Regions from separate parts of the Homo sapiens genome. Here region 2 is linked to region 1. A link is a contact called in ENCODE Hi-C or POLR2A ChIA-PET data. All regions are on one chromosome and are shown on one strand. The core of a region is the stretch at or near the end of the contact, and the rest is flanking DNA. Distances in the headings are between cores, read along the strand shown. Region 1 holds the start of ALG14-AS1 (ALG14 antisense RNA 1). Region 2 has its middle 21 kb from the start of TLCD4.

The links. A loop is a pair of places that touch in the nucleus more often than their neighbours do. ChIA-PET counts read pairs that join two places held with the same protein, here RNA polymerase II (POLR2A). Pooled maps may share reads with other maps.
Region 2: a pooled map shows a loop between it and region 1 (10-fold over the local background). The contact joins the enhancer-like site here to the promoter of ALG14-AS1 in region 1. A Hi-C loop is called at or near these places in 2 of 168 maps with a recorded cell type or tissue (CD4-positive, alpha-beta T cell and PC-3), 2 of 37 single-sample maps with no recorded cell type and 6 of 50 pooled maps. POLR2A ChIA-PET finds 5 or more read pairs at or near these places in 7 of 52 experiments (A549, AG04449, H1 and 4 more).

The regions. Positions count from the first base shown.
Region 1 is chr1:95,059,345-95,063,336 of GRCh38, forward strand. ALG14-AS1 (ALG14 antisense RNA 1) reads left to right here and starts at 2,252. Exons shown (of 2, transcript NR_132786.1): 1 at 2,252-2,845. All of the region lies in intron 2 of ALG14 (ALG14 UDP-N-acetylglucosaminyltransferase subunit), which reads right to left.
Region 2 is chr1:95,093,988-95,098,377 of GRCh38, forward strand. It overlaps a transcript of TLCD4 not described here. Among named protein-coding and RNA genes, the nearest start is that of TLCD4, 21 kb to the right of the region's middle. RefSeq lists an enhancer at 2,126-2,185. Within about 2 kb of position 2,349, at least 3 of the 41 ENCODE cell types and tissues checked have a DNase peak (open chromatin) inside an H3K27ac peak, as active enhancers do; they include PC-3, where a contact is called at or near this core.

The sequences.
Region 1 (3,992 bases), core at 1,002-3,501:
CTGAGATCACATCATTGCACTCTAGCCTGGGTGACAGGGTGAGACTCTGTCTCAAAAAAAAAAAAAAAAAAAAAAACATATTATTCTTGTTTATTTGGAATATCTCCTTGAATTTCAATGATAATATGAAATTTAAAAAGTTATTTTCTTTTTTTCTTCCTCTTTTTAAGTTTCTTGTGATCACCCAGGAGCTAAAAAGTTATTTTGTTTCTATGTTAACTTTTGGGAGGGGCCCTTTGTTTTGAATCCGTTAATTATCTTCACAATATCTAATCATATTTCATTTTCAGCTTATTATAAATGAAAGTCTAGATTAGTGTCATCTGATAGAACTTTCTGCAATGATAAAAATGTTCTATTCTATATGATCCAAAATGGTAGCTACTAGCCACATGTGGCTACTAAGCATTAGAAATGAGGCTAGTGCAACCGAGGGACCAAATTTTAAATTTTACTTAGTTTTAATTAATTTAAATTGAAATACACGTAGCCACATATGGCTAGTGGCTACTATACTGGACAGTGCAGGTCTAGATTGTTAATTATACTTGGCTAATATGGGTTCTTCCAGCAAATGTATTGATCACTATTGATTTCTTCAGCAAGACCCCACCTTTTCCTAGTCTGGTGAGCTCCATGGAAGGTACAAAAGATGGCTGAGCTGAAGCGTAGAAAAAGATCAGTAGGGAAACCCCCCCAACCTTAGTAAGGCTTGGCAGGAAGGTGTCTGTCTCTGCCTCTTTGTCTTTCTGTCCTTCACCACCCTCCTATACATACACACACAAACACACACACACACACACACACACACACACACACACACACACACACACGTGGTGGTACCCAGTGGTGGCCAGCAGAAATGTTCACGCTATCTCCCTCAACAGCTCATTTGCATCTCTGCAGAGCTCTTCCCAGCTTCAGATTCATGAGTAGAGGCTCTTTTAGGAATGGAGCAGAATTTTCTCTCTAACAGTGGCTGCATTGCCCCAGTAGGCGACTGTTAGTAAAAGGAAGTTGAACAGAGATGCTTAGTCCTACATTGCACTTCGAAAATACAAAATAATGGCACTATAAAAATCCAAAATCTGGCTGGGCACAGTGGCTCACGCCTGTAATCCCAGCACTTTGGAAGGCTGAGGTGGGCAGATCACGAGGTCAGGAGATCGAGACCATCCTGGCCAACATGGTGAAACCCTGTCTCTATTAAAAAAAAAAAAAAATAGCCAGACATGATAGTAGGCACCTGTACTCCCAGCTACTCAGGAGGCTGAGGCAGGAGAATCGCTTGAACCTGGGAGGTGGAGACTACAGTGAGCTGAGATCACACGACTGCACTCCAGCCTGGGTGACAAAGTGAGACTCTGTTTAAAAAAAAAACAACAAATAAATAAAAATAAAAATCCAAAATATTTTTATAGTTAAGACTATTAATGTGAAGCAAACCCAACTTACTTGGTTCTAAGTGTTGTGATGCACAGTATATAACTACTGTCCCCCTAAAATTCATGTCCACCTGGAATCTATGAATGTGACCTTATTTAGAAATAAGAGCACTGCAGATATGATCAAGTTAAGATGAGGTCCTTCTGAATTAGAGTGGGCCCTAAATCCAACCGGTATCCTCATAAAAAAGGCATGTGAAGACAGAGATACAGAAAAGGTCATATGATGGTGGAAGCCGAGATTAGAGTGACGTAGCTGCAAGCTAAGGAAGGCCAAGCATTGCTGGCCACCACTAGAAGCCAGGAGGAAGCAAGGAGGGATTCTTCTTCAGAACCTCCGGAGGGAGTATGGCCCCATGACACCTTGATTTCAGACTTCTACCCTTCAGAGCTATGAGAAAATACATTTCTGTTATTTTAAGCCACCCAGTTTATGGGTGGCAAAAACCCAGTTTTGTTACAGCAACCCTAAGAAACTAATACAGTATTGATTCCTAAAACAAAAACGAAATCACTTTGGCTTATTTTCCACAGAGGAAAAAAAGTACCACACATTTTGCTATAGCTGAATGATAGCAAGCAGATTTATATACCAATCTTGTTTGACGTGGATTTTTTGAGAATACATTTTAGTAGTATGTTAGTTGGGGATAAGGTTTACAAATGACCAAAAGTTAACACAAACAGCCTTGAGAGAGAGAGAGAGAGAGAGTGTGCGTATGTCACAAAGGTGGGAACAAAGGGAGTGGGGTAGGGTTCTAGGAGTGGGTCCTGATTTCCCAAGAAAAGAACCACCAATCCAGGACCAACACAGCTATAGCAGGGCCTCTTGAGCCACTGAAGGCAGCACCAGACACTGGCTTCTCCTCTCTTCCTGTACATTATCTTCATTCTTCTATCTATAGACTACCTTTATCTTCTAAGTGAAAACATGACTGTCAGCAGCTTTCAAGCTTTATCATTTACAGAGCTTGCCTGAAGACAGACTGATTCCATTCTCTAGGTCTCCAAGCCCAGAAAGCTCAGAGAAAGACTTCGATTGGTCTGAGTTAGGCCAGCTGTCCACCCCTGAACTATCCAGAGCAGCCCTGCAGCTGGGCCGTTCCCAGAGAGAGGGATGGATAAAGGCACTCACTCTACATAAGGAACAGCTCTAGTTTCCTTCCTTAATTAAGAAGTAGTTTCACTTAAAAAAAAAAATCTCTAAACACTGACTAAAATGCTATAATGAAGTGAGCAACCAGGGGTAAAGAAGTACTAATAATTTCAAAGGCAGACACAAGTATGATTTGGAGAAGAAACAGCAGTCATAGATAAATCAAATTATCAATAAACGTAACACATTGATAGAGAGCTTTAATGAAGAGCCAATAAGCACATGAACAGGATGCTTCGTGTATGTAAGTAAAAATAAAATAATTTTCACTATTGGAATTCAACGAAAAACTGCTTTCTCTATTTAAAAGAATAAAAAATATGCAAAAAATTAAGCAACCATTTTTTTTCCTTCAACTTTTAAGTTCCAGGGTATGTGTGCAGGATGTGCAGGTTTATTACACAGGTAAACGTGTGCCATGGTGGTTTGCTGCACAAATTAATCCATTACCTAGGTATTAAGTCCAGCATCCACTAACTATTCTTCCTGATGCTCTACCTCCCCCAACCCCTCCCTTCAACAGGCCCCAATGTGTGTTGTTCCCCCATATGTACCCATGTATTCTCATTGTTCAGCTCCTACTTATAAGTGAAAACGTGTAGTATTTAGTTTTCTGTTCCTGCATTAGTTTGCTGAGGATAACGGCTTCTGGCTCCATCCATATCCCTGCAAAGGACATGATCTTGTTCCTTTTTATTGCTGCATAGTATTTCATAGTGTATATGTACCACATTTTCTTTATCCATTCTATCATTGATGGGCATTTGGGTTGATTCCATGTCTTTGCTATTGTGAATAGTGCTGCAGTGAACATATGTGTGCATGTATCTTTACAACAGAATGATTTACATTCCTTTGGGTATATACCCAGCAATGGGATTGCTAGGTCAAGTGGTATTTCTGCCTCTAGATTTCTGAGGAATCGCCACACTATCTTCCACAATGGTTGAACTAATTTACATTCCCACCAATACTGTAAAAGCATTCCTTTTTCTCCACAACCTCACCAACATCTGTTGTTTCTGGACTTTTTAATAATCGCCATTCTGAGTGGTGTGAGATGGTATCTCATTGTGGTTTTGATTTGCGTTTCTCTAATGATCAGTGATGTTGAGCTTTCTTTCATATGTTTGTTGGCTGCATGAATGTCTTCTTTTGAGAAGTGTCTGTTCATGTCCTTTGCCCACTTTTTAATAACAGTTTTTTTCTTGTAAATTTGTTTAAGTTCCTTGTAGACTCTGTATATTAGACCTTTGTCAGATGGACATATTGCAAAAATTTTCTCCAATCCTGTAGGTTGTCTGTTCACTCTGATGAGTTTCTTTTGCTGTGCACAAGCTCTTTAGTTTAATTAGATCACATTTTTCAATTTTTACTTTTGTTGCAATTGC
Region 2 (4,390 bases), core at 1,099-3,598, 35 kb after region 1:
TGTGTCCGGGTTGGCCTATGACTTGTTTTGACCAAAAAAATGCATAAAAAATAATGATATGGGAATTTTGAGCCTGGACCTTAAGAAGCCTTGCTCTCAGTCTCTTGGAAAGTTCCTGTCATCATGTGAAGAAACTTGGGCTAAGCACCTCCCTTTTTTCTGATACAAGGTCTCACTCTGTCACCCAGGTTGGAGTGCATTGGTGCCATCATGGCTCACTGCAGCCTCAACCTCTGTGGCTCAAGCAATCCTCCCACCTCAGCCTCCCAAGTAGCTGGGACTAAAAGTGCATGCCCTCACATCTGGCTAATTGCATTTTTTTTTTTTTTGGTAGAGATGGAGTCTCACTGTTTCCCAGGCCGGTCTTTAACTTCTGGGCTCAAGTGATCCTCCTACCTTGGCCTCCCAAGGTTTTGGGATTACACCATGCCTGGCTGGCTAGCCTCTTTGAGGATAAGAGTCTACATGGAGAAAGATGCCCAGCTGACATCCAGCACCAACTTGCAAGGCCCAGTGAGATCTCTTGTACCATAATTATTGATAATTTTTAAACGGCAACAACAGAGTGATAAACCCTTCTAAGTGAGTGCTGTATGCCACTGCACAGGTTAAACATCTGTGAACTGGTCTTGATCACCAGAGAGTTTATCTGGACCATCAAGAACCCACCAACCTTCCAGGTGACTGTCACCACATGAATGAGCTCAGGTGAAACCAGCAGAAGAACTTCCCAGCTAAATCCAGCCCAAATACTGACCCACAGAATTGTTAACCCATAAATGATTGTTGTTTTAAGCCACTAAGTTTTGTGATCATATGTTAGGCAGCAATAAATAACTAAAACATACTTACTCCCTTATCGCCTATCCTGGATAATTAAAGCCTGAATAATTTAACTTCACCCACAGTATGAGACCTGAGGAATTCTTCAGGCTTTCTACTTACTTGTGCATCCATGAGTATGAGTTGTGGAGTCAGACTACACGAGTTTAAATTCTAGCTCCTCTTCTAATGTGACCTTGAACACATTATTTGTGCCTGTATTTCTTCATCTGTAAAATGAAGATAACCTTATCTTTCTTACTAGGATCTGTGAAGGTTAAATGACATAACAAATGAACAGCACTTAGCACGGTGGCTATGCTTAATAAATGTCATGATTGCCTTGGATCCAATCATACTGTACCTAAGATTCAGAATGAAACTTGCAGGAGTACTACAGAAGACTGCTGGGGTCACACAGGAGCAGTTTTCAAGGAGGTCAAAAACAGACATGGTCCTAGAGAAACTACAAATTAGTGTAAAGTGACAAACTTGTGCTCTGGAGTCAGACTTTCTACCTTCATATGTCAGCTCTGCCACTTGTTCTGTTTCTCGGCACATTACTTAACCTCTTTAGGGTTTTTATTTTTATTTTTATTTTTATTTTTGAGACAGAGTTGCTCTGTCTCCCAGGCTGGAGTGCAGTGGCGTGATCTCGGCTCACTGCAACTTCCACCTCCTGGGTTCAAGTGATTCTCCTGCCTCAGCCTCCCAAGTAGCTGGGATTACAGGTGCCTGCCACCAAGCCCAGCTAATCTTTTGTATTTTTAGTAGAGACAGGGTTTCACCGTGTTAGCCAGGATGGTTTCAGTCTCCTGACCTTGTGATCCACCCGCCTCAGCCTCCCAAAGTGCTGGGATTACAGGCGTGAGCCACCGCGCCGGCACCTCTTTAGGTCTTAATTATGTATACTGTAAAATGAGAATAATAAAAAGAAATCCCTCATAGTATTATTGTGAGAATTAAGTAAGGACTAAATGATTAAGTCATGTAGGCTTGCCACATGGAATATTCACACCACATGATATTTGAAAAGTGAGTATTGGTCAGAAAGGCAAACCAAAATTGCTTTAAGAGAAAAATTACAACATATAAAGTACACTGTATACAAGACTGCAAACAAGATATGAGGTAAGCGATCAGGAGCCAAAGGGAAGATAAACAAATTAAGTTTAGAGAGGAAGGCAGATGTGAAACCATTCAAGACTTTAGTCATTGCATCAGAAAGTATCGGAGTTGTGTTTCCTCAATCTCTCTGCAAGCTACAGCTGCAAAGCAGAAGGTACACTAACAGCAGGCTTTGGATTGTAGGTAACAGTTCAAGCAATCTGAGGTTATTCTCTACCAATTAGCCATTCAAATTTTAAGTAGAGGAGTGACATTTTGAAAGAGTACCTTGACAACAACTGGAGAACAGAAAGAGCAGGACAGAAGGTCCACTGCCTGTTTTTGTAAATAAAGGTTTATTGGAACATAACCTTTGTATTGAACCATTTATGTATTGGCTGTTGCTGTTTTCCGGCCTTAGGTGTAGAGATGAGTAACTATGACCATCTGGCCCACAAAGCCTGACCTATTTACTGTATGATTCTTTAAGAAGTTATTTGCTGATCCCAGGGAGACTGTTGCAGTAACCTGGGGTAAGACAAGGGTGGATAGCTTTGCGGAAGGGACAGTAAGAACTTTGGAAAGGCAAACCTATAGATTGTGCCAAAATAGTCAATGTCTCTGAGGAAATCATGACCCAGATATCAGTTGGGATCATCCGTTTTGTTTTTAAACTAGATAATATTGACTCAAGCCCCTATTACACAACTCTTACATTATATAGTGTTTCATGAAGTATCCTGCCAATTTTCCAGACGTGATTTCAGCACTACCTCTGGCCCCCGCTAATGGGTTCAGTTTATGGACTATTTCACTGGACTCTAGGTGTGCTATCTCCTTTCTGCTCCTTTTTGATATAGCAGTGCAACTCGGCCCCATCCTGTGGTTTCTTCATTTACCTCACCAGCACCTCCCCTCACACCATGTGTGCGTCTTGCAGAGGTATGAGAATTTAGGGGTAGTGGAAAGCCTACTGGAAATTTGGAAGAAATGAGGGGAGTTAAAGAAATACAAGTAACTTAGAATATTACACATTTTAAAAAAGTATTTTAGGCATACCATGAAGTTACTCTGCCATCCCTTTCTTTTCACTCTTTCTCATCTCTTCTGTCTTGTCCCCAACTCCTTCCACATCTCCAAGTTAATTTCTTTTTCTTCCCCTTAAAAATGTTTTTTTTCTTGATACATAATAGATGTACATATTTTCAGGGTACATGTGATAATTTAATACCTTTATATACTTTGTAAATATCAAATCAATGTAATTAGGATATCCATCACCTTAAATATTTGCCTTTATGCTAAAATTCAAATTATTCTCTTATAGCTATTTTAGAATATACAATAGATTATTGTAAACTGTAGTGACACTACTGATTCCAAATTAATTTCTGATATAGAACAGTCCTTCTTGTTATTCCTGTCTCTTATTAACCCAAGTTCTCTAGGCACACCATCTATATATAATGACTCAAGATGTTTTCCTCTGAGAAGAATTCTACTGCCAGCTATGAGAGAAATGGTTAAACTTCACTCTAGTATCAGGGTTTCTTGGACCACAGTGAGATACTGGTTTGTATCAAAAAATGTGTAATCCAACTCATCCAGCTGGAGGAGCCAGGAAAAGGAGGTAGTCCAAGATGGGAGTAACGAAGTAGGGAAACCCAGATCACTTCCACAGGAGTAGTGTAAATACCTAAGAGGTGTGTGTGAGGTTGTAAATGAGAGAGGACACCAGGAATCAGGAACAGAGGAAATCAACCAAAGGAACTGTATTGTAGACTCTTGCCCCCTTTTGAAAGGAGATGGTGTCGTAACTTTTATATATGTTCCACTTAATAGAGTATTAGACACACCGTAGGGACACAAGAAATAGTTGATAAACGGAACTCTTAACTTCATGCCATTCCTGAAATCTAGTTCTCTTTGTGCTCCTGGGGCTTTGCTGTTTTGATATAGATCAATTTACTGCTCCTGAACAAATCAAGCAGCATTAGTTTTATTTCTAAACAACCTAAGCAAAAGAGCATCAGTAAGTGTATTTCATATATTCTTCCTTCAAATAGATGGAAACTAGCTCTCAATATATTTGTATCGTAACAACATTAATAACAAAAAACAGTTACCACCATCATTTATTGAATGCTGACTAGATCCGATATACAGTATCAGATCTATATAGCACAATGATCTGTGTACTCTCATTTAGGCCTCATAATAGCCCTTTATTATATTCATTTTAGAGATGAGAAGATTCTGGCTCAAAGAGGTTCTCTTTCCTAAAGTCATAATAACTGGTGGTTTTTTTGACTTCAATACTCTTGATCTCAATAACACTAGTCCTCGCTGCCTCATAACTGGTTGCCCTGCCCCATTTCTAAACCTTTGTTCTCCTTATTCTCTTGCTTAAAATCCTTCATTGTTTCCTCATTTCCTCCAGGGCAGAGTCTATGTAATTCGG